Regions from separate parts of the Mus musculus genome. Here all the other regions are linked to region 1. A link is a loop called in an ENCODE intact Hi-C map of the cell type or tissue named here. Cell type or tissue: heart. All regions are shown on one strand.

What was found. Hi-C counts contacts between places; a loop is a spot of excess contacts. Peaks named below come from ENCODE experiments on the same cell type or tissue, not always from the same donor. Only the 100,000 strongest peaks of a DNase experiment are listed, where the experiment ranks them.
Region 2: a loop joins it to region 1, with 11 times the contacts of the local background. A loop is called at or near these places in 25 of 42 quality-filtered maps.
Region 3: it touches region 1 in a loop (7-fold over the local background); 36 of 42 quality-filtered maps call a loop at or near these places.
Region 4: a loop joins it to region 1, with 2.4 times the contacts of the local background. A loop is called at or near these places in 4 of 42 quality-filtered maps.
Region 5: a loop joins it to region 1, with 2.6 times the contacts of the local background. A loop is called at or near these places in 4 of 42 quality-filtered maps.

Annotation. Positions count from the first base shown.
Region 1 is chr7:112,367,001-112,372,000 of GRCm38, reverse strand. It overlaps a transcript of Micalcl not described here. Among named protein-coding and RNA genes, the nearest start is that of Micalcl, 5.4 kb to the left of the region's middle. In heart, a CTCF peak has its summit at 2,762 (motif pointing right); a DNase peak (open chromatin) is centred at 2,780; H3K27ac peaks cover 1,140 bases.
Region 2 is chr7:112,082,273-112,087,272 of GRCm38, reverse strand. It overlaps Usp47 (ubiquitin specific peptidase 47), which reads right to left. Exons shown (of 29, transcript NM_001357952.1): 13 at 4,712-4,843; 14 at 4,109-4,185; 15 at 3,361-3,416; 16 at 1,166-1,278; 17 at 168-272. Among named protein-coding and RNA genes, the nearest start is that of Usp47, 61 kb to the right of the region's middle. In heart, a CTCF peak has its summit at 2,028 (motif pointing left); a DNase peak (open chromatin) is centred at 2,012.
Region 3 is chr7:112,180,756-112,185,755 of GRCm38, reverse strand. No RefSeq gene overlaps it. Among named protein-coding and RNA genes, the nearest start is that of Gm39071, 4.6 kb to the left of the region's middle. In heart, a CTCF peak has its summit at 2,345 (motif pointing left); DNase peaks (open chromatin) are centred at 375 and 2,345; H3K27ac peaks cover 2,443 bases.
Region 4 is chr7:113,265,930-113,270,929 of GRCm38, reverse strand. All of the region lies in intron 2 of Arntl (aryl hydrocarbon receptor nuclear translocator-like), which reads right to left. Among named protein-coding and RNA genes, the nearest start is that of Gm33721, 6.7 kb to the right of the region's middle. In heart, a CTCF peak has its summit at 2,402 (motif pointing right); DNase peaks (open chromatin) are centred at 129 and 2,419.
Region 5 is chr7:113,248,744-113,253,743 of GRCm38, reverse strand. The region is part of intron 2 of Arntl (aryl hydrocarbon receptor nuclear translocator-like); the gene reads right to left. The region is part of intron 2 of Gm33721 (a long non-coding RNA gene); the gene reads left to right. Among named protein-coding and RNA genes, the nearest start is that of Gm33721, 10 kb to the left of the region's middle. In heart, a CTCF peak has its summit at 2,848 (motif pointing right); DNase peaks (open chromatin) are centred at 2,493, 2,843 and 4,063; H3K27ac peaks cover 3,998 bases.

The sequences.
Region 1 (5,000 bases):
GAGACTGACATCCCACCACGGCAAGCCAGAGTCTTGCCTGCTTGTAAGTTGTCTATCTCAGTGTTCCCCCTGCTCCCTGTCCCCAGCAGTGGAACGCTGATCAAGACACAGAGAGTTTAAGGGAATGTTTTCTAGTTTCTGTGACACAAGGATTTAAGTTGCATCACATCCTCATCTTGGGAGGGTTCTAGGTTGAAGAACTAGGAGAGTATGGAAGGTTCCTTGGCATGCCAAGGCAGACCTAGAAATCTCTTGTTAAGCTAAAGGACTATCAAAGCCGTTATCTTTTCACATTTACTCATGTGTTATAAAAGGGTAAAACTGACTTTGAACTTTGAACTTTATACTTTGTTGAGACTGTCATAGACTATGGGGACTTTTGAAGTTAGACTAAATGTATTTTTTATTATGGTATGGCGAGGTATGGGCTCCACAGACTCATGTGTTTGAACAAGCCTATGGGGGTCAGGGGGTGGAATGTAGTGGTTTGAGTATGGTTGGCCCATGGGAAGTGGTATTATTAGGAGGTGTGGCCTTGTTGGGGGAAGTGCATCACTGTGGGGGTGGGCTTTGAGGTCCTGTGCTCAAGCTCCACCCAGTGTGGAGAGACCCTCCTCCTGGCAGCCTGTAGAAGAGTCTCCTGCTGCTGCCTTTGAAGCAAGATGTAGAATACTCAGCTCTCTCTAGAGCACCATGTCTGCCTGGACACCGCCATGATGATGGACTGAACTGCTGAGATTGGAAGTTAGCCCCAGTTAAATGTTTTCTTTTATAAGAAAAAAAGGGTGGAGTAAAACCAGAGACAACCAATAAAAAATAAAAAAATATGCCTAGAAAGATGGAGAGAGGGTTTGTCTCCCTTTGGGGTTGTTGTGGATAACACTGCTGTGATCACAGCTATATAAATCAGGAGTCTTACAAACAATACCTAGCTCTTACCCGGGTTCCTCTGAATTTACCGGGAGGCAGTGATGCAGTAAGCATATTAGCTGGTGGACCTCCATGAGATCCACTAGCTAGGTTTATCCTGTGCTGTTTGGGAAAGTGAGGCGTCATCACTCTGACGCCTGGAACTGCAGACTGTCTAAAGGAGGAAAGACTTACTAGCCAGCAGGATTTTAGCGAGTTCAGTCCATAGCTAGCTAGGTCTATCGCTATTGGTGTGCAGTGCCACAGAGCATCATATAGTGGATCGAACAGTCCCACCCGAAAGCAGGGAAAGTGGGAGGAAGAGTCTGGGGTTAAGATGCGCCTATGAGAGACACCCACAGTGACCTACTTGCCCCAACCAGGTCCCACAGTCTCATGGGCCTTTCAGCTATGGCCTCATTGACAAGTTATCACCACTCATGATTTAATTAACCGTCAATAGCTAGGGATCAAGCCTGCAACACACAAGCATTTGGCATGGGTTGAGGGTTGAGGACAGACACGTCATATCTACATTGTAGCATCTCTGTATGTAATGTTACATCTGCACTGGGGCTTGTCTGCCGATCATCATGACGACTGCTAAAAACTGAATCAACAAACAGATGGAAGTCAAACGATCTACCTGTTTTTCTCTTTGCTTAAAAGCTCATTGTAGAATAAAGTTGGTTTTATTCTACTGCCAAGACTTCTCTAGATTCTGAGGGCCAACCTGTGCTTCACAGAGTCAGGTCTTGGCATGCCCTTCCCTGCCAGCACAAGGTGCCTGAAAAAACCAGACATTGTTAAGGACATGACATCTTTCAACATCATTTATCTGACATAAATAGAGGCTTTCTGCAGAGTTAAGCATTGTGCTGGTTAGGGTTTTGCAAACGACACAAACCTAGACATATCTGGAAAGAGAAATCCCCTTCATCAGATTGGCCTGTGGGGGTGTTTTCTCAATTGCTAATTGATGTAGGAGAGCCCAGCCCACTGTGGGCGGTGTTATCCTTAGGCAGGTAGGCCTGGGCTGTATATGAACGATAGTTGAGTAAGCCCAGGGAAGAAGGCCAGTAAGCAATGTTTCTCCATGGCTTCTGCTCCAGTTCCTGCCTTAGGTTCCTGCCTTGAGTCTCTGTCTTGGCTTCTATAGACAATAGACAATAACCTGTAAGCCAAATAAACCCTTTCCTCCCCATGCTGTTTTTGGTCAGTGTTTTATCATGGCAGCAGAGACGCAAACTCAGACAAGCATTGAGAAAAGTCGTGTCAGTACACCTACAAACCAATTTGCTTTCCTCTTCACCAGTGAAAGCAACAGTCTGAGTTTCCTTCATAACATTGGGTGTTTAGAACATGGCCTGCCTCTCAGGAGTCTTTACCTCCTAAACTGGCTTTGTTCTTGTGGATCTATGAGCCTTCTTTTTTGCAAACTCATAATTCCGATTTACAGCTTCTGGGAAAGGTGCTTAATGCCCCATTGAGGAGAGAGGAAAAGTAGAGAAAAGGGTGAACAGCCGGGAGACTTCCCTTCTGTCAGGGTTAGGATTAGTGGGTTTTTGTTTTGTTTTTGCTTTGGTTTTGAGATAGGGTCTTCCTGTTGAGCAGGTTGGTCTGGCTTCAAACACATGGCAATCCTCCTGCCTAACTCTCTGAATTCTAGGATTATAGGCATTAGCCACATACTGTGCCTTTCCACTTCCTAGTTATTAAAGACTCACATTGAAGGTTAAATTCAGAGTTTCCAAGGCTTGGAAATGTCTATACAAGTTTCTGTGTTTGTTTTGGCCCAGGGCTTCTGGGAAACCCCACACTGGTGAGAAGAGCTAGAGATTCTGCTCTTGGCCACCAGAGGGCAGTGCAGGACAAGTTGACCACCAGCTCTTGCAGGCGATTTAGGGTGGCAGATTTCTATTGCCAGGCTCTGCCAGGGTCCCCAGGAAGTCAGAGGACATCCTGATTTGCTCACATGCTGCTGAGTCTTCAAAAGCTGGGCTACTAAAGGCAAGTTCTTAGGTGGCCTGAGCTTAGCGAGTAGGGTCACCAGCCCTGGCCACGTTGCTCATTGGCTAGAGACCACAGCATATGCCAAAGAATGAGCTGTGTGCTACTCACCTCTCAAATCAACCTAGAGATGGAAAGGGGTCATTCGTAGAGAAGGTCCAGGTAGAAAAAGTACATTCATCATCTTATAGGTCAACTTCGGGTGCATCTCAGCTACCCCTGCACCCCTCCACACACACCTGTAATGTCTCCTGTGTCACATGAGACATTACATGCTCAAGAGATACATGCTCAAGTGTTTCTAGGAGACTGACTTACTTATGGTCACATAGCAACTAGGCCCATGTTCCTACCTTCAGAAATTATGGGATGCTCGAGGGACCCCTGAGACACAGGGTGGCTGTTGCAGGCAAAGGACTTGGATTTCCTTATCTACGACAGCCAATAGAGGCCCAGGACTACTAAATGTTTGTGAATCCAAAGCTCCTGGAGACAGAGTCCAGGTCTGGTCCTGACCACTCCCCTGTGTGTACTTCATTCACCAAAGATTACATCCTCTGGGATTTGAGGGTCCCCGCTCCACTCTGTGTCCCTGAATGAAACCTGGAGGGCCCATTACTCACCAGGCAGAGCTTGTGGCTCTTCGTGTAGCAGAGAGACTGGTTGGGTCAGGTTCTCCCGTAGGGAGATGTGCCGGGTTAGGGGCTTTGATAGAGGTGGGGATTCTGGAAGCTGAGGTCTTTCTTCATAGGCCCCTGCACAGGGGGCTGTGATGCTGCCGTAGTCGGATTCTGTATCAGAGCTGGAAGAAGGAAGAGGAGGGTGGCTCAGAGGCTCTAGACACTCCCCCCACCCCTCAACATCCCATGCCCTACTCATTAGCCCCTCTCACAGTCCTGGGGCCTGAAGCAAAGATGTCAGCTACCTCTTTGCCTGGGCCCAGACTTAGCTCTGTCACATCCTTAATTATGTCCCCTTAGACTTCTATGCTAAAAAGACAACCCCCAATACCTCAGCACATGACTGCTTTTAGAGAGAGGACCATTAAAGAGGTGATTGAGTTAAAATGAGGTCATTATGGTGGGTCCTAATCCTATGACTGGTGCCCTTCTAAGAAGAAACTGGGACATAAACGTGTATAGAAGATGACTGCCATTGTAAACAGAAGGTGCCATCTACAGGCCAGGGAGAGGCTTGAGACAGACCCTTTCCTAAGTGCCCTCAGGAGAATTCTTCTTTGCTACCCCTTTATCTCTTACTTTTGTGACAGTTTCCTCCTATACTGAAGGAGGAAGGTTACAGGAAGTTCCTGAAGCTGATCAGATTCATTAGACCCTTCCTACCAGAGTAAGCAAAAAAAGCTGAGAGAGTCTCCTTCAGATGTGTGTGTGTGTGTGTGTGTGTGTGAGAGAGAGAGAGAGAGAGAGAGAGAGAGAGAGAGAGACAGAGAGAAGAGGAGGGGGAGAGGGGAAAGAAGGGGAGAGGGAGGAGAAAGGGGGAAGAGGGGGGGAGGAGAGAAGGGAGAAAGAGGAGGGGGAAAGGAGGGAGATGGTACCAAGCAGCCAAGACAACCCAAAAAAACTTAGCTACAACAAAGGCTCTGCGACCAGTCCACTGGGAAGGAGCAGAAAGCAGCTGAGCTGCTCAGGACAGGTTCAGACCAACCAGGGTGCCTGGAAACCACACTCTCCAACCTGCTGAGCTGCCTGCAGGCTATGCAGTGTACTCCAGGCCCCCAGCTTTGTAAACTGTCACCCACACCAAGGTGAGCTGTCTTTGAGTCATTTTTGCTCCTAGAGTAATCCCTTACCCATATTCCTGTAGGTAGCATCAATGAAACTCCTGGTTCACCAAGTTGAACTTTGGGGGTTCCCTACCTGGGGTGACTAGACTTGTGTGTTGCATCTCCCCAGAAAGTCTTGCCATACAATGTACCCCAGCCCTCAGAGTGAGAGAAGACATTTCCATGAGGCTCCCAGGCTGGGACACTTTGCCTTGACAGTCCCAGCAGGCTACAGTGTTGGACAGAACAGAAGGAACATGGCTTCAGGGCTGGGGATCTAGTAAGTTGGAGGAGTGCC
Region 2 (5,000 bases), 280 kb after region 1:
AATTTCAGGATTCAGAAGGCAGACTAGTTTTCAAAATCAACTGAGTATAGTTCAAAGAACAGTTGGAGGACGGAGGAAGATGAACAGTTAACTTCAAGGTACTTAAATCATCTATTCCAACTATAAAGCTTTGGTGGTACCAAAATTAAGTCCAACCATCCACTAACCTTATAAGCCATTTCAACGGCTTCCTTTAGCGTCTTATCCTTATGAACCTCCAGCTTGTTTTCCATCATTACTTGTTTCACAGGATGCAAACAAAATAATTTTATCTACAAAACAGAAAATACCACCATCAACTCACTAGATCAAGTGTCTCAGCTGAATCCTTTGGCAGATAGCACTTTTCTTCATTGTCAAAACAATGTAATTAAAAACCAAAAAACATAGTTGAGACTATTTTTTCTTACTGTCTGTATTTGTAACTGATTGACAGTGATTAAGTCTTATGTCTTAAAAAACTCAAAACATTACTTTCAATAACCATATAATTATATGTAAGCAATTTTTTTATTTATGTTTTTTTTTCTAATTTGGAAAAGACTGATTAATATGCTTCTCAAAATTTTTATAATATCTGCAAGAATTTCACAAGGTTATCTCTCTAAGAGAAATTATCTCCAAGAATATTAAGTTTTGAATATACTTAAAAAAAATTAATGTGTATAGGTGCTTTGCTTGCGTGCATGTCTATCTGCACCACGTGTGTGCCTGGTGCCCCTGAAGTCCAGAAAGGATGTCAGATTCCTTGAAACTGGAGTTAAAGGTGGTTGTGAACTGTCATGTGGGTTCTGGGAATTGAAGCCAGGTCCTCTAGAGGAGCAGCCAGTGCCTTTAACTTCTGAGCATGTCCCTAGTCCTGTGTAAGGTTTACAAGAGAACAGTGAGGGTAAAAGGACAGTAACTGAAGTATGCCTCTATTTCTATGTTTCCCAGTCCTCCTGTACTCAGGATATGGGAATGCCTGCCTCACACTGCTGCAGAAACATTGACCGCCCACCATGCTACACATCACTAGGTTTCAGTATCAAATCACACTTCTCCTTGTGATGAAGCCACACTACCTGATTAATGACCACAGAACTGACTGAGTTATCCCCAGAACGACAGTGGTCAGAAGAGCAAACCTGAGCAGCAGTTGTCACTCACAAACATGGAATCAAACCTTGCACGTGTTGCGTTCAATCTCTCGTTGCCTCTTTTCCTGCTCTTCCAGCTCTCTCTCCTTCTGCACCAGATTCTTAATGTGTTCTGGGTACTCGTCCACTTCTAGAAACTCTAGGAACATAAAACAGTGTCACTCAGAGCAGTTTCCTGTACACTTTTTGTTCTACAGTGCTTCCTTTCAATGTGGAGCAGAGACATTCTTTCAGGCAATAGTGAAGAGGTACTGATAGTGAGACCATATTCAGATCTAGTAAATGGCTCAAATCCTAGAACCCAACAAAGATACCAAAATTTTTAAAAGCCTTGGAAACTTACAAGTCATTTTTTATTTCAAATTCACCAAGGAACTCTGTGGCCCTGGGCAACTTTACTTCAGCCCTCAGCTCCTTACATTTATTAAAAGCCCCTGGCCCAAAGGTTATTGCCTTTGGTGTAATACAATTGAGTAAATGTTTACTCCTGAAACTGTCACTACACTCACTACAGCATCACTACAGCATCACTACCTTCCCTTCCTCCTCAATGCAGCTCTTCAGCTGCCTTCTAACAAAAGAAGGCAGAGGCACAGAACTGGGCACAGTTTCATGTGACTTAAAAGCATATTCAAAACAATATGAAATCAGGACACTTGAATAAAGCCAATGACTGTTTGATTTTTAAGGAAAACAATGACTATCAGTATTATTCATCAATAGGACTGGTAAAGAGTAAAAATGCAATGTTTCCAGAAATCAACTCCAGTCTAAACAACACCCGCCCTCCCACCACACTTCCCTTAACCCTCACTGCTGTATACACCTTCCTGCAATCAAGTAGCTACAAAGCATTCCCAGTCTGGTAACACAGCGCCCCCTGGTGTTTGCCACAGAACCAGAGTGGATTAGTTAGCCAAGAGGGGCTGAAGCACTGCGCTTCAAGGGCAAGATCCACAGGATGCGTGGATTACAACCCTAGTTGTGCCTCTAAGCCAAACTACTACAGGTCCTGAAACATACACTGGTGAGGCCACAATCCAACTTTTGTTCATGAAAATGAGAAAAAAATATATAATGGTTGAAACAGATATATGAGCACATCTGCTACTAAAAATAAATATGCTAGGATCAAAGTCAGTGATTATTTGAATTATAAAAAGAATATAGGATAACTCATCATCTGTGTATGTGTCTAGATACAAACATACACACATCCTAACATGTTTGCAATACTGTGAATCAGTAAGAATTAGCAAGGACCCCCCCCCCAACTAAAAATTTAAAGTAGTAACATTCAAAAATATAAAGAAAAGGACAAACACACTTAACACTAAGGATTATTTTGGGAGGTCAGTGGGCAGCTCTGAAGGTTCTGGGCATTGAAATCAGGCCATGGGGCTTGGCAACAGCATCTTATACCAGTTGAGCCATCTTGCTGCCCACCCTGGGTTTCTTAATAAAATATAACAATTTTTTTTTTTTACTAGATTCACAAAAATGTATTGGATCTTTAAACAATTTCTGCAGTACTTCAGGCCATCTGGAGTCCTCTCAAACTTTGTAGATACTAAAAGACCCGAAAGCTTGAAACTGAAACAAGCATACTGGCTATGCTGCAAGACCCTAACATGTGCTTCCATTCATGTATTACAACCCTACAGGGTGTCATCATTTCCAGTCTACAAATCTGCAAAGACTCAGAAAAGTCAAGTGATTTGCTCTAGTACACACAGCTTGTGAACTGTGATGCTGCACAGGGTATTAGCTTAAAGTAATACCTAATCTGTTAAAAGTTTTCCAACAACGTTTGTCTGTGTGTGGGTGTGCTTGTGTGTGACTGCATGCCTGCCTATGTGCAGTACTGGTTATCAGAACTCTGGGACTTATGAATGTTAACTAAGAACTCTATCACTGAGCTATAGCCTTGGCTTCTTTAAAATTACTATTTTTGAGACAAGATCCTGTTAAACTGTCAGTAGGCCTCAGGATTGTAACCCCACCCCCGCCTCCGCCTCATTCAGCCTTCTTCTCTAAGTAACTAGAATTACAAGCACTTATCACTATGTCCAGATCTATAGATTTTTGTAAAATGTTTTTATCACTTAGTATTACTTCATAACAGTGTTTTTAATTCACTTTCCCAGGCATAACAAAATTCTTAGGTGTTAACTTTTCTATCACCTAAAAGCAGTTATCTGTGTTTTCAAGACTAACATACTTGCATTTCTTGTTGGATCCTTCAGTCTGTATATCAGCATATATGCATTTGTTGAGCTAGGAGAAATTAACAAAGATTAGCAGGTCCTTTAAAGTAGACAGTACCTTTTATTTATAAGCACCAAATCTTTATTTGAAAAAAAGTCATACCACCATTCACTGACACACTAATACTAAAGCATTCCAGAAAAAAAGGAAAACCCTTTTTTGTCATTAATGGCACATGTATGAGAAGGTTCAAACATTCCTTTTGGTAACATGATGAAGTTTAATAAAGTAGGGTGTGTGTCACAATGCCTACTACAGCTAAGTAAGGGTTGGGCAAACTGCTTTGCTGGAAAGAAGCAAGAAAAAAAACCCCTTAGTCTTGCTGATTGGTGGTGGCACACACCTTTAATCCCAGCACCCAGGAGGCAGAGACAGGCAGATCTATGTGTGTTCAAGGCCAGCCTAGTCTACAGAGAGAGTTCCAGGGTAGTCAAGGCTACAGAGAAACCATGCCTCAAAAAACCCAAACCATACTATACCACAACACACCAAACCAAATTAAACCCTCATTTTTTGTAGGTCAGATGGTCTGTACTGCAACTCAAGGTATGTTACAGTGGGAAAACATCAGCCAAAAACTTATGAACAGATGTCCATGGCCTGCAGTCTGCTGACCCTTGGGTAAGGCTTTCTTAGTAAGACCCACAGAGAAGCTAAACTTACTCTAGTGAGCCAACACTGAAGTTCATGCTATTGCTTACCTTGCAAAAGCACTGGAGTAGTAGCCTCTGCTTCCTGAAGACCCACCATGTGTCTTCTTAATGTCTTCTTGTGTTATCTAAAAAGTTGTAATGTTACTTTTTTTTTTTTTTGTAAAAACCAGTAACACAAAGGTTATTATGTAAATATGTAACTTAATAGTTCCCCCTGGGCCTGAGACAGGTTCTTAATATGTAGCCTGGGCTGGGCTTGAACAATCCTCTGTTACGACCTTCCCAGTACTAGAAACTGTGGGGGTGAATCACTAAGCCCAACTTTAATCCAACCTCTTAGTGTCTGAGTTAGATGTGTCATGCCATTTCCATGAAGGATCATACTGATAATTCAGAGTTTATCAGTGGCTGCTCTGGTGAATCAGGCTCAAGACTCCTAGCACCACATCAATCATAAGGAAGGCTAAGGGCTAGAGGAAAGGGTAGTCTATTTTGGAAACATGTAACAAGCTCTACAAAGCAGAACAAAGACACTACTAACAATGAAAAAGGCTTGTTCAATGGGAACTTGAGACATACCACCATAGGTATCTCGGCTCTGAATAAACCCCACCTGACACTGAGTTAACTTCTCCACTTCAGGAGCCTTACCCTGCTCACATGTTGGTCATTGAAACTGTACCATTGATCGTCACTGAAAGACTTTATGCAAGCATAATAGTGTCCTCCAGCAGCACTCCCTGAATGCACCATCACTGAGAAGAGCTCATACATCAGGGAGTTCTAAAGAGAGAAGAAAAAGTTTGGAAGAGAAGACTGTAATAAACCCTTATTTGAAACTCTATTTCCTGTGGATACAGAGTAACGTAACATGACAGCTATCTGTTGTAAGCTAACTTGCCCCTTAGGTAACATTAAAATGGTAAGTCACCAAAAACCT
Region 3 (5,000 bases), 190 kb after region 1:
GGTCCACCTATGTCCCATCTTCACTGGGTATCTCTCTTCTTGCTCCTCATGACCATGCACACACAGGCTTTGAGAAGCCCACACTGTCACCTAGCCTTCAGCTGCCTTCTTCTTTGCGGCAAGAACCTGCCCCCAGCAGGGAGGAGGCCCCGCCTGCTCTCTCACATCTTAACCTTTGCAGTCAGTCGGCAGCCAAGAGCAGACACTGGTGCCTGCCAGCACAGTGGGCCATCACATTTTCTGTGCCTGCCAGCACATTTTTCTAGGTCAATGTCAGATCAGGGAAATCCAATACCGCATGTCCCAACGTTTTATTTGAAAACAGAGCAGTTGCTTTCCAAAATAAATAGTGTTTACAGGCAAGGTCTGGAGGAGAAGTGTCCACTGGAAGCGGACAAGAACTTCCTGGCTTGTCTGCTGCTAGCCTGGTGTCAGCCTCCGCTCTCAAGCCTTGGAGACGCTGGCTAGAGGAAACACACCGAGGAGAGGTCACCTTTGCTGCACAGTCCCCCAGCCTTCCTCTTTCTGCAACCAACACCATTGGTCTCCAGGCTTCGTCTTTTCCAATACATGCCCCCCACACACACCCTGCCCCCCACCCAAACCATGCCGTACCCAACTGCAGCAACATGGCCTAGTTTCTGATACTCTTCCTCTGGGTCCCCGCCCCCAACTGGCCACTTTCCACTGTGTCTGCTCAGGCCCTCCCTCCCAACCTCCCAGTCTCTCCCCATCCTTGCATGGTTCTGCCCAATACCACACCATGAGGCTGATTTTTCCCCCTCCCCCATTATCTCTGTTGTTCCAAAACCCATGCAGGCCCTCTCATGTAAACTTTGTAAGCATGGTGTCTCTCCTGTGGTCCTGTCCCACAGGGCCATGTACAAGCCCAGATGGGACCTAGCAACAGTTTTGGACTGATCATGTCACATATCTTACCAGTCACCTAGATGACCATCTCCTTCTGGAATCAAGCCTCGTGCTACCAGTGAGCCAGACATAGGTTTCCATGGTGACAGCCCAGCCTGAGAGTACATGGGCTGCAGAACAGAGCTGGGGACTCACCTGTTGTTAGTTAGTAATAACTGTGGCAGCTGGCAATCCTGTCTGTACCGCATAGATGAGATCACAGCTGGAGTGAGACAAAGTGGCTTGTCCAAAGCTTCAGCCATAAGACTGAGTAGTAGACTCAAGCATTTGGCCTGCGCCCTGCCTGACCCTACCTCCAAGAACCTTGCAGGAACCACATCCTTGGAAGGTAGTGTTAGACGGCCAAGTGTACTCCGACATGCAAACGAAACCCTGTCGGTGGGAGACATGGGTTCTGGGTTCATGTTGTCTAACAGGACTTTCAGAGATTGTCTATACTCATCTCTGTGCTGGCCTGGTAGCAGCTACTAGCCACTACTATGTGTCTGAAGTGTGGCTAATGGAACTAAGAAACTGGATTTTTCGCTTCAGGGTTTTGCTGTGTATCCCAGGCTGCATCCAAACTCACAGCAATCCTCCTGCCTTGGTATCCTGAGTGCTGTGATTACAGGCGTGTGCAGGAACTGAATTTTAAGTTGTTAGAGAGCCTGCCTGACATGTGCCCTGGCTTCCATGCCCAGCACTGCCCACACCAGCTGTGCTCACACAAATCTGTCATCCCAGCACTCGGGAGGTGGAGGCAGGAGATGAGAAATTTAAAGCCATTCTCTGATACCTGTCAAGTTCACGAACAGCCTGGAACATGGTATACCCTATCTCATAGGATCTCAAAGAATTTTTTTATTAATTAATTTAACAGCTATATGCATCTAGCACCTGCCACCATAGTGGGCCTACCTCCCAAGTATGTTTGTGTGAAGCTGCTATGGCAATCACCACTGCAAAATAGTGAGGCTCCTTGTTGCCAGAGGCAGCTGTTCAAGGAGCTGTCTCCCCCTGACCCCCCTGGCTTGCCAGGTGCTTCAGTTTTTAATGAGGGCCAGCTTTCCCACCTGCTCCAGGCCTAGAACACCTTCAGAGGTATAGTAGGGTACAAAGAGCTTTGTCGGCCATTGCATGGCACCACACACACACACACACACACACACACACACACACACACACTTACAGGGGGCACTCAGAGCCTGGTCTCCACTGAGCACTGGACAGTAGTAATGAGCAGAGACGTCTTGGCCTTCATTGTGTATAACAGGACCCCTGTTATAGCAGAGATCGGACTCTTGACCAAGGCCAACTACATCTGTTGGCATGGCAGCACCCCTGCAGATCCCCTCCTTCTCCACACAGGGGCTACCTTCTGATTAAGAGGTTCATAGGCAACTGTTGTGGACATCAGTTTGGCGCCACCTCCTGGACATCTTGCAGAATGCAAGTGGCTACAAGCCCAAACTGCAGGAGGAAGGGAGACACGCAGCACTGTCACTGTGTGGGCCTAGAATGGGAACATTCCAGAACCCAGGCTTTAGGGATCCTGATCACTCCTGTTACATAAACTTCCAGGCTATGTTTACATGGAGAAACAAGATATGTTTGTGGGTCTGCTGGGATTGCTGGAGCAGGCAGAGGGTGTGCTTCTCATATGGTCCTAAGAATTAGCAGTGTGACCACTGTGGCGTGTGCTGAAGTGTCCTCCTTGAGAACAAACCCTGGGTGAGAGCATGGAGGGGTGAGGCACTAAGAGTGCCCAAACAGTGGAGACCTTGTGGAGACCACATGGAGAGGTGTCAGTCAGCCCCCACCTGTTCGACCTACCCCAGAGATAAATTATTAATAAAGAATTTGCCATTGTTATTTATTAATGAATAAATAAGAGTATGGCTGCTTTTATCCAGACCATCTAGTAGATGCCTAAGGCTACAGTGGATACAGGAAGGGGGAGACCCAAGAGAAGAGATGATGGTGGTGATGATGATAATGGTGGTGGTAGTGGTGATTATGTGTATGCTGTGGATATAGTGTGTGTGTGTGTGTGTGTGTGTGTGTACTTGCCATGGAATGTATGTACAAGTTAGAGGGCAACTTTAGGGAGTTGTTTCTCTCCTTCTACTGTGTGTTTCGGGGATTGTCCTGCTTGTGAGGCGTGCTATTTTACCCTTTGAGCCTTCTCATTTGCCTCAGATGAGAATCTTGCTTCATGACCTGGCAACATTCTTTCCCTCAGTGGGACTCAGTTTCCCCACTGGAGAAGTGTAGAATTGTCGGCTCTATCAACTCTGACTTAATTATTCTGAGCCCTAAAAACCTGAAGATGGCTAGAGAGAGATGGCTCATGGGTAGAAGCATTTCCTGCTAAGCCTGACATGTAGCTTCAAACCCAGCACCCACGAGATAAGGAGAGAACCAACTCCCACATACAAGCTGTGACCTGTACCCCCAACTCAAACTAAGTACATAAATGTAATCATAAAAAAGAACTGGAAATCTGGGTGGTGGTGGCGCATGTTTTTAATCCCAGCCCTTGGGAGGCAGAGGTAGGTGGATCTCTGAGTTCAAGGCCAGCCTGGTCTACAGAGTGAGTTTCAGGGTAGTCAAGACAAAAAAAAAAAAAAAAAAAAAAAAAAAAAAAAAAGAAAGAAAGAAAGAAAGAAAGAAAGCAAGCAAGCAAGCAAAACAAACAAACAAACAAACAAACACCCAGTAGAACATGTGATGTGGATTGTGGTTTGGGGACTGTCTGTGACCAGGCTGTGTGGATGAGGGAACACATCCACTCGCTAGGTGGGCACCTTCACCTGTGGCTCTGAGGTTCTCAGAAGAGACTGGTGAGCGAAGGGCCCCAGTGGAAGGTTTACTGTGGGACTGGGTCACAGAGGCTTATGGGATGGGGTCACTGGGTCAGCCTGAAACATTTTTCTACAGCATCCAGAGAAGTTTCTGCTATTGATCTTTGTCAATCCTTTAAAACTCCAGAGAGCATCTCAGTCATTAATGCTGGCTTGATAGCGGGAGGGTCCGACTGGGGCTCCAGAACCCCTGGTTTGTTTGTTTGTTTGTTTGTTTGTTTGTTTAAAATAACAATCATTTTTAAGAGCCATGTGTGGTGGTGTGTGCTTGGAATCACAGCACTGCTGCGGAGACAGGCAGATCTCAGGCTCACTGGCCAGCCAGACTAGGCTACTCAGTGAGTTCTAGGTCAGTGAGCAATCTGTCTCAAAAATCAAGGCGAGCAATGCCTGAGGAGAGACATCTGAAGCTGCGCTCTGACCTCCACACCTGTGTGTGCATACATGAGAGTGTGTGTGTGTGTGTGTGTGTGTGTGTGTGTGTGTACTGATGGGGGGAGATTGGAGGGGAGACAGACATGATCCAGTAGAACAGGGATGGATAATCCATCTTCCTCAGGCCAAACACTCGTCACTTCATTTTCTAAATCTCACACAGCCACCATGGCCCAGTGTGAATGCCTCCATGTGACTTTGCCAGGTCATGTTGGTCTCTTCTACCAACTACCAAAGAATCCTATGTCCTTTCTTGTGCTAACTGCTGCTGGTGTGTGTGTGTGTGCATCTGTGTGTTTCCAATCTAGTAAAATACATACAGAATCCCAAAGCCTTAGAACCAGGGTGGGAAGTGGAGCTAAAGATAACATTACTCTTTTGTTTATCTTTGTTTGTCAGATGGTCTCTCTGTTTTAGTCCAGGATACTCTAGTTCACAATCCTGTTGTCTCAGTCTCTCAAGCACTGGAATTACAGCTGTGTACCACAATGCCTAGCTCTGAATTCTATTTTCTTAACATGTTAAAATGCCAAGACATCAGATCTGTTGGATGAAACAAAATATAGTATCCAAATTAATTTTTATTTGCTTCGTATACTTATTTTGATGTAGCTGTTAGAGGAAAAAAGCACAGATGACTTTCGTGTTCCCTGCCTGTGGTGGCAGTCATCTTTGTCTCAGACAGAGATGTGTTGTGCTTGAGAGTCCCACTGAGAAGGTGAGGAAGGGAAGAGCTCCGGGTGCCTCTGGGACTTCCGATGTTCTAGGAAACTGCCATCTTATTTTACCTTC
Region 4 (5,000 bases), 900 kb before region 1:
CTCCTAGGGTTCGTTTTCCTGTAAATAAGCAAAGAATCTGGGACACTGGGCAAAGCTCCCTAACTGACAGCTTTTAGATCTTCTCGAGCTTCCCTGGCTACCTTGGGCACATGGGCAGTAAATATGGCCGAACAGCAGGCCGATGGCTGCACGCCAGCAATGGCGCTTTGGAACACTCCCTGGACGCTCTGAGGAAACTGCATGATGGTCTCGGTTAATTGCTCTGGATTCTGAAGGCACAGCTCCAGTTAGGACAGTTCCAAACAATTTGTGGCGGACTTTTTTTTTTTTTTTTTTTTTGCTACTACAAGCCTCAGTGAACTCTAAGTGAACCTACAGCCATTTCTGTCTAAGTCTAGGAAGGGGCACTTCTGTTGTGGCCAAGCCAAGTACAGCATTGTGACAATGCCAACAAGAGCATTCCCTTGAATGTAGAGTTTACTAGGATTGGTACAAACACACTTCTCCAGTCACAGAAGACGGACTTATGACAGTCAGCTAACTGAGAGACATCCCCAGCGCACCTAGCATCCTGCACTGTCTCTCTTGCTGTTACATTAGGCCCGATGCAAAGCTTCTCTTCCACAGTCCTTTCCTACCCACTTTTCGTGGAGTGACTGAGCTGGTGCCATGAGCACGAGCAATGACAGTGGAGTGGCGGCAAGAGCAAGGGCAGCAGAACAACGGGAAGCTGGCACACCAAACCAAAGAGCAGGGGAGTGGCCTATCTGGCAGGTGAGTAAGAGTCATGTAGCTGGCCAAGCTGCAAAAGAGGCCCCCAGAGCTGACTGCACTGCCAGCTGCAAACACAGCAGGGCCTCAGTCTCAGCAGTCAACAGCAGCAGAAGCTGCAGCAAGAGTGGTGGAAGCTGCAGCCTTCCAGGACACCTGCCATAGCAACAGGGCATCAGGGAAGGGGGAGGGGGCAGTGTGAGGAGAGAAAAGGTAGAGAGCTAACTAGAATGACCAATCCATCTGTTTTCCTTGGAACTCTCCATCTCAGTGCTGAAATGCCTGCATCCCAGCAAACCCTTCTGTCCTAGGAATTCCCTAAGAGTTGGTCCCATTGCTAGTGTAGCTTTTCAGGTCCTAGAGCCACAGGGCAGCCAGGCCTGGACAAGACTGACCTTTACAACAACTCATTCACTGTGGTCATGACCCAACTCTCCAAGGAAGGAATAAAGAACTGACAAGCAGAGTCACCTTGTTCAGGATGTATGGCCAGAGAGTGGGGACTGCAAGCTGGGGTAGGCATCCGGCTTTACTGCTTGCTGATCCTTCTGCTAAAATCCATCCCCAAAAGCAAAATTCAAAGGCAAAGCAAACACAGAAACAAGCAGTCCTGGGGACAGAGTGGAGGGAGCATACACCAGAGCAAACCTTAGTTCAGAAAAGTCATAGGAAAAGAACAAACGTGTCCACTCGGAGCTTGCTGGCAGCCAGGGCAAAGAGGGAAACAGCCTGCAGTGGATAACCCCAGAAATCTATGAATGAGCACATCAGGACAGGCCCAGGGACAGAAGAGTGTCTTCTGAGATCAGGCTAGAGTGATGTAGGACTTCTGAGGAGTTGTGTAGCACTGCAGACCAGAGCCTCTGAGGAAACAGGCTTTGTAAATGAGGCATCTCTCTTTAAATGGAGCCCAGTGAAGACACAACTTCCTCTTTTCCCTCAGTGTCACCTACAGAGTGACTGCTAGATGGAGTTCTGTTAAGAGATGTGTGAAGTGTTTGATGCTGTGGTCTAATAATAGAGTAGGATGAGAGAGAGCCATGACTACTACCCTGTCCCACAGCCCAGAGCTCCCAAGAAGGGCCTAGTTCTCATTGTTACCTCTGCATACCTATACTACAAGGAGCCTACCCCAGGTATAATGTGTTCCAGAGGGCAGCCTTCCCTCCCTAGCTGGAGAGCCTACTCTCTACTGCATGAGGTCTGTCTGCCTTGGTACTCTCTCAGTTGCTCTGATGTGTTCTGAAGATGGGAGCTTTGAACAGGCCAGAGGCTGATGGGGTCCTATCCCCTCTGCCAGTCCCTCATCACATGCCCCGCCCCATAGCCCCTGACACTGACAGGCTCTGAAGAACTCAGAAACGTTTCTTAGCAACCTCTAAGTTCAGAGAACATTCACCAATTGAAGCCAATCCCCTGAACCTAAGGCAACCAACATTTCTACTAGGGCTACTCAACAAGCTCTTCTGTCACCTCTGGCAGAAGCCAGGTCAATACAGCCACAATGGAAATTCAAAGTTGTTACGTTCAAGACTCTTTCAGTGTAGTCGGAAAGATGGGGTGTTTAAATAAATGCACGACAGCAAGCCAATGCAACAGGTAGCAGCTGCCCAGCAGCACACTACCCAACTCCAGGAAGGGCTGGTGCACTTAGGTGCCATTACAACAACGTTCCAGCAGGTGGCAGCCCAGTATCTCAGTTCTTCATGAGAAGAATAGAGGAGAAAATAACTATTAGTTTATTGGTGGGTGTGGGTGTGGCAGGCTATTGAAGGTGAAGGGGTGGGGCCCAGGAGCAGGTGTTACAGGTGTAGGGTGGACATTAAGGAGTATAGAGTAGTTTACTCTGAAAAGCACTGGCTCGCCGGGCGTGGTGGCGCACGCCTTTGATCCCAGCACTAGGGAGGCAGAGGCAGGCAGATTTCTGAGTTCGAGGCCAGCCTGGTCTACAAAGTGAGTTCCAGGACAGCCAGGGCTATAAAGCACTGGCTCTACAGGTCCTGGGGACAGAGCCTTTCTGGCACTTGTATGCCCAGTCCCATCAGTAGCACGAAGTGCTCAGAAACCCTGAGGTTGAACATAACTGAGATCATACTTGGAGCTATGGGGCTGGACTTGTGAATACAGGGTTCTGTGTGAAGAAAGACAAGGCCTCCCTTTGGGGAAAAAAAAAGCCCTCTGATACACTGGAAGGAGGAAAGTTCACAGAATTCCACTTTTGGATGGCACGGAGGGCTAATCTAGAAAGCCAGGGCTCTAGGGAGAAGCCACAGGCTAGACTGGCCTCACAGAACAGTCTGGTCTATAATTTCCTACAAGCTTGCTCCAACACATGTACCTGTAGCCTTTGCCTTATTTCTCCCTGACAAGTAAAATGAGAGTAAGCTATGGTTTCCCGTCTGCCCCCAGGCCTCCTAACCACCTCACCCCACCCACTTCCACCCAACCCCAGCCTACCCTGTCCCATCCCACCACCAGGCATTTAGAAAGAACTCCTGGTCTTGGCTTGGACATACAGCCCTCCAGTGCCTGGGGGTGGGGAGTACCTGAACCTAATAGACTGAGCAGTTGCCCAAACTCAAACAGCCCAGGATGAAGGTGGAGCAGTCAGAATGTCACATGAATAACTGAGAGGACAAGCAGCCACGGAGGTGATCATTTCCCAGTGTGAGAAAAGGGACCACAGTGACCTGAGTCTTAGGGACATCAGCTCCCCTTCAGGTATCCAGGAGACACCCAGAAGGGCACTGCCTTCTTGTACTGGCTGGTTTTGTGTGTCAACTTGACACAGCTGGGGTAATCACAGAGAAAGGAGCTTCAGTTGGGGAAGTGCCTCCATAAGATCCAGCTGTAAGGCATTTTCTCAATTAGTGATCAAGGGGGAAAGGCCCCTTGCAGGTGGGACCATCTCTAGGCTGGCAGTCTTAGGTTCTATAAGAGAGCAGGCTGAGCAAGCCAGTGGAAGCAAGCCAGTAAAGGACATTCTTCCATGGCTTCTGCATCAGCTCCTGCTTTCTGACCTGCTTGACTGACTTCCTTGGTGATGAACAGCAATGTGGAAGTGTAAGCCAAATAAACCCTTTCCTCCCCAACTTGCTTCTTGGTCATGATGTTTGTGCAGGAATAGAAACCCTAACTAAGACATTTCTTTTTTTTTTTTTTGGTTTTTGAGACAGGGTTTCTCTGTGTAGCCCTGGCTGTCCTGGAACTCTCTGTAGACCAGGGTGGACTCGAACTCAGAAATCCACCTGCCTCTGCCTCCCAAGTGCTGGGATTAAAAGCATGTGCCACCACTACCTGACGTCACTGCCTTCTTGTTTAAGGGGGCTCTATAAAAGTGGGAATTACTGTACATCTTCAGATGGGAGATGGTAGTCAGGTTTCAAAACGCAAGCCCATCAGGCATTTGAGCCACCGGTCCAACACACACCAGCAATATAATACTGGGCACAGGACCTGGCCTTTGTGTCCCATGGGCTCCTGACCTGCACGCCCATAGTCCCTGCCTCTTCAGTGAGCTGTATAAAGTGTTAGCATGACACCTGCCAGGTAACAAGCCCTTTGTGTGAGCTATATATTATTTCCTCCGTGGCCATCACGAAAGCTAATGTTCTGTCCCATGTTACAGAAGAAACTAAGTCAGAGGGAGTAACTTGGCAGAGGCTGGGGTTTCACAAGTAGTCCTATCTGCCATATATTTGGGTACCAAACAAGAAAACATGAGTTGGGTGCAGAGATGGCTCAGTCAGGCAAGTGTATACTGCACAAACATGAGGGCCTGAGTTTGGACCAACACCCCCACCCCCATGCACCTGTGTAAAAAGTCAAGCATAGTTACACAGTAGCTGGGGGAATAGTGAAGGGGTCAAACATAGTCACACAGTGGTAGTGAGGGGTGAGTGAGGATGGGCAGACCCTGGGAGCTTTCGGGCCAGTCAGTCTAGATTATCAGTGAACTCCAGGCTAATGAAGAAATCCTGCCTCAAAAATTAAGGTGAAAGATAATCAAGGAAGATATCTGATACCAACTTCTTACTTCCACATGTACATCACACACACACACATAAACACACACACACACACACACACACACTTTTTAAAAATGAAAGTACATACACAAAACAGCCCTGCTGAAAGTTCTGCCACATAGCATCTATTCTGTGGGACGTTGAAGGGATTCTTGGACCTTTAAGGTCCTCCCCCCTTTAATGTTCCCCTCCAGAGTGTGCCATCCAGGGACAGTGGAGTTTCTAGTACTCCAGATACAA
Region 5 (5,000 bases), 880 kb before region 1:
TCATTTACTGGGCTGATGGTGGAGGGGGCTCAAGTACAAAGCAGAGGGCCAGCCTATCTCACATGCTCTGATGGGCCCTGGAAGCCAGGACCCTGACTTCACTTACAGCATCCTCTCTACAAAGGATCCAGGGTTCTTCACCTTCTGCTTTTCCCCACTGCTTCACCACACAACCACAGACACATGCCCTAGGTCTTACCAGTGGGTACCTTCTGGGCCCACGTGCACAAAGCAAGTTCCTACGACAGAGACAGAGAAAAGACCAGGAGCAAGGGGGAGGGTGGTGGAGAAGAGAGTACTACTCCAACAGTGGGTATCTAGGGAGCACTGCTGCCTTTATAAACCATAAAACTAAAAATAAATTTAGAACTAGGGACTATTTGCCAACAAATGTTGTTTGTATTGAAACAAAACAATTCAAGAAAAAAATTATATTTCCTGAACTATAGCTAGTGGACCATTTTCCAAGTATTTCCTGTACTCGTTTCTGGTCATTCACATAGTCTCAGCTCAGTCACTTGAGAGTGGCTGTGGGTGTCAGACAGGGAGAGAGAAAAAGACGGCACAGAAACAACTCTGGGGACACCCAGGTACTCCGTTTGCCTCTAGCAACATCTGGTGACATTAGGAGGATCTCTGGCTAGGCTGGCTAAAATTCCACTAAGTGAGACTGTACTTAGTAAGCTAGGCTGCTGGATCTGCCCACAGCTGGATCTGCCCAAGCCCTGGCAGGGCAGTTCAAGCCTCTCCATTCCTCTATCCTTTACTTCATTCGACTGTAACCAAATCCCACAGTTTTGGTTACAACTTCCCCCATTCACCAAGAACCATTCCTCACCTCATTGTTCTTCTCCTACCAGCTTCACTTAGGCCTTTACCTCTTCCTCTAAGGTCTAAGGAGGCAGGTTGGCCTGCCTCCTTCCTCTAAGACAATGGCCTCCAGCATTGTCCACTAATAGTCTCTTAATAGTCACCTCCTTCGGAAAGGTCTCTGGTGGGCCCCTGCCCCTCTCAGCCTCAGGGCAAGAAAGAGACACAGGTTTCACACACCAAGTCCAGTTCACTGGCATTAGTGACCAGAAAGAATTAACCTCTGCTGAGGTGGGGTTGGCAGGACTCATGCTACCCACCAGCTGTCTAACAAAAAGGCACTCTGTGGGACCCAGGGTGCCTGGTCCTGGCTATGCACCAGTTGTTGGCTCTCGTCTATAGCCCTATGCAATTCCCTCAGGCATCCCTAGAGTCTCAGGGTCCACCCCCACTGTGCCCACTGATGTCTGCCCCATGCGTGCCTCCTCTACATGCACAGCACATGTGCTGCACCTGCTTCCACGAGGAAACGTTACAGCGACCATAGAGCTTCTCTGTGGGAGGGGACGTCAAGGATCAACCGAAGTCACCTTTGTCAGAATTCCCATTCTTGTCATCCCTAGCACATGACTAATGGTGTCCATTGTAACTCATTCTTCCTACCCATCAAAACTATTCAACTCCCTTAGTGTCTTTGTCTTCTAGGATTGTGACCCCCACTCCACCCCCAGAGGTGCAAAACACAAATCAGTTTAGTCATTGGTCCTGAGTGTCTGTCACACAAAAGGGCACTGTTGGGAGCTTAGGAAGCTTGGAGCTCCCCCCACCCCAGTACCCCTTCTGCTGTGACTTACTTTAATCTGGGCAGCATCCCCTCTGGAATAGTGATTACAGTATGGTGGGACTGAACCTGAGGGTCTCTGCAGATCCTCCTGGCTTTAGCTACAAGACCACAGCCAAAAATGCACAGGCTTTGGGCTTCCTGAGACTACAGGGTAACATTCACCCAGTGCTGGGCCCACAAGACAACACAACCCCAGTGGTTCCTCAGGGTGGCACAGATCTGCTGCTGCAATGAGCCAGACTCCTGAAATGGGTGGTTAGAATATTGGGATCTGTGTGTGTGTGTGTGTGTGTGTGTGTGTGTGTGCAGCTAAGTATAAGGGACAATGAAGAGTGATTTTTATCTCCCTCCGAGGACGCAGAAGTGCGCCACGCTATATTTATCCCTTCTGTCTCCTGATTTAGACCAGAAGTTTTTCCTGATCAGTCCTCACTTGCCAATACTTTCACTCTACATCTAAATGAAGAACCGAAGTCATGTAAGTTCACAGACTCAATGGACAGCTGATTTACAAAGCCCTTCGAGAGTGGCTGCAGGCTGATGCTGGCAACCCCATAATTAGATTCTGCAAGCTTTGCAGTGATTTTTTTAACTGTTTTTTTAATAACTCAGTCTTCCTTCTGGGATGAAGGGAAAGATAGAATTTGTTAAAATTAAATTGAGATTTAGTGGCTTTTCAGCCTTCTGCTGCTCGGTGCTCTAAATATTCTATAAATAAGAGAAGCCCTGCCCTATAGTGCACTGTAAACACCCACAGACACTCAGAGCCAAATTCTTCCAATTATGACCCTGTGCCTGTTGCCAAGCTACTGCAAGGACCTACTTGAAAGGCAGCCATCTAGGCCATTTCCTGATTAAGCTGCCTGTAGCAAGGAATCCAGGCCTGCTGCTCTGGCCTCACAGCCAGTCCCAAATAACAGATCTGTGTTCCTGAATTAAGCCTTTTCCTTGTGATAGAATTACAATTCAAAGGTTACTGCAAAACTCACTATGCGCCCAACCATCCTTTGGCCTGGGCTGGGTGTCCATTTAAGATGGAGGGCTGTCACACTGAGACTTTTAAAATCAGGCAGCCGAAGTGCAGTCCCAGCAGCATTTCTAATTGTGTTCAACAAATCAAGGTCAAACAAAAGTAGGTCAGCTGTCAACATGACAGGTGAGTCAGATACTGCAGGCCCTGCTGTACAGCTGCTTCGTGAACAGCAGGGGGCACCACTACCCAGTGCAGAGACTCAAATGGTCCTTCAACAAGTCCTCACCACACCCTAAGCAGTGGTGCATGGGGCAGGGTCCTGGGTTTACTGATTAGCAGCTCAAACATCAGTGCTTTCTGGCATTCACCAGACTGCAGAGCCCTTAAAGGACTGCCTAAGAAGCAGTCTGTGAGCGCCATGTGTCACTGAGATTACTTCCAGCTCCTTAGAAACCAGGATGCTCCAAGCAGTGTGGAGCAAAATGAGCTCAGGCTAGAATAGAAGCAATCTGCCTCCCAACAGGAGGCTCCCTGCTCGCTGGTGGCTCACTTGGGTGTGGACTCAAAGGGCATCATCTGAGGCCAGTGAGATGCTCTGGGAGCCAGTTCCCACCCCAGAAGGGAAGGATCCACTCTGAATGGCAGCCTCTTGGTGAGCTGGCACCTCTCAAAAGAGAACTGAGGTGTTAATGTGGGCCGGCTCCCAAAACTCATAGTGTAGACCAATATAGTTATAGGGACAGGGTTTCGAAGTGGACCTCCAGGAATGCTGGGAAGCGGGGGCCACAAAGCACTGAACCCCTTCAGAGAGGCCTCAAACCAAAGTGGTCCTTTCCACCATTGTATGTGTCACAGGGTTCTATTATCTATTAACTGTTAACATGTACATATGAGTGTTTGCTCTTAGCCCCTGAGCATTAGGTCAGAGACACTCTCTCTGCTTTGCTTGGTTCCCTCGGCAGAGTCACGGCAACATCTCTGGCCTTCAGTGAGTACTCTGTACATACCCACAGAGGAAATGAGCATGTGCACAGACCTCAGCAGGGGTCTGGAACAGGAGAGCCCCCATGCAATGCTATGAAACTGGTCTTTGTGCACAATGGGATAAAGCAAAGTTCAGGGAGGGTGCCTGTCTGCTCATCTTTAGTAAGCAATGGGGATGAATTTGAAAGCCAGGCATGCAACATTCCAACCCTGCTTCTACAGTGAGCACCCACGGCTTTTAGAATCTAGAAGCAGCAAAGAGTAACAACCTTTGAGGAGGAACCCACTCGTCAGGAAGAACTTTTCCATCAACCACCTAATTAATATACGCCAGGCTCAGCTCCTGCAACCCAAATCCAGGTCCCGACCCATCTTCAGAAGCACTGACAACCACAGCCGGAGCAGGGTGGAGAATTCTGGGCCTCCTCTCTGGTGGTGACAGTCATCATAGCCGTCGCTGTTAGCAACAGCAGGCTACTCCACGGTTCTCTGGAACAGTTCCAAAGAAAGGCCCGCAGGCAAGTCTGGGCCTGGCAGTGGTAAGGTCCTTGGAATTTGCCGTTTCCCAACCCAAGAATCAGACACTTGAATAGATAAGAGGGAGAGAGGGGAACACAATGTTTAAAACTGAAATCCCCCAAGTCTTTAAGTTGACAAGTGGCAACTGGAGTTGACCTGAATTGAGAACATTAATCTCTGCAGAAGCTAAGTTTATCCCCATTATAATCTATACACCACAACAACACTCCAATCCATCTGATATTTTGGGCCGAGCACCCCCACGCACACCAGGCTGTCTGCTAGTTGCAAGCTCTGCCTTGAATTCATGTGCAAAGCAGCAGGTGCAGCTCACCAAACGGCCAGGCTAGCGCTAGTACGTGAATCCATTTCCCAATTATGAGAAATAAATGCAAGTCGCAAATGTCATCAGAAGCAGGTATTTCCAAATGCTACCAAGACGTGCTACGGCCCTTAGACACAGCATCCTTTAGATGTGCTAAGCCCTCCACAGTTGCCAAGGAGCAAAGACATGGAGACAGAGAGTACACAGCCTGACCCTGGGTATGGAGGTGCAGCTGGAAGTGGCAGGCTTGAGGGCAGTCCCTGATGAAAGAGCCAGGCTTGTGGGTACTTTTCTTCTTTTGGGGGCGTGTTTACAAACACTACCAGCTTCACAAGGTAATCCTACACACACACACACACACACACACACACACACACTCCCTGAAAGGATAAGGAGTTCCATACTTTCTTCTGTCACTTTTGTGACACTTAATTTAAGTCAACCCTACAACATAAATGACCACCCAGGAGGAACCTGCTTCTCACAGCACATGGATTGACAATGACGAGTATGGGAAATTGTACAAGCTCCTATGTGGACAATCC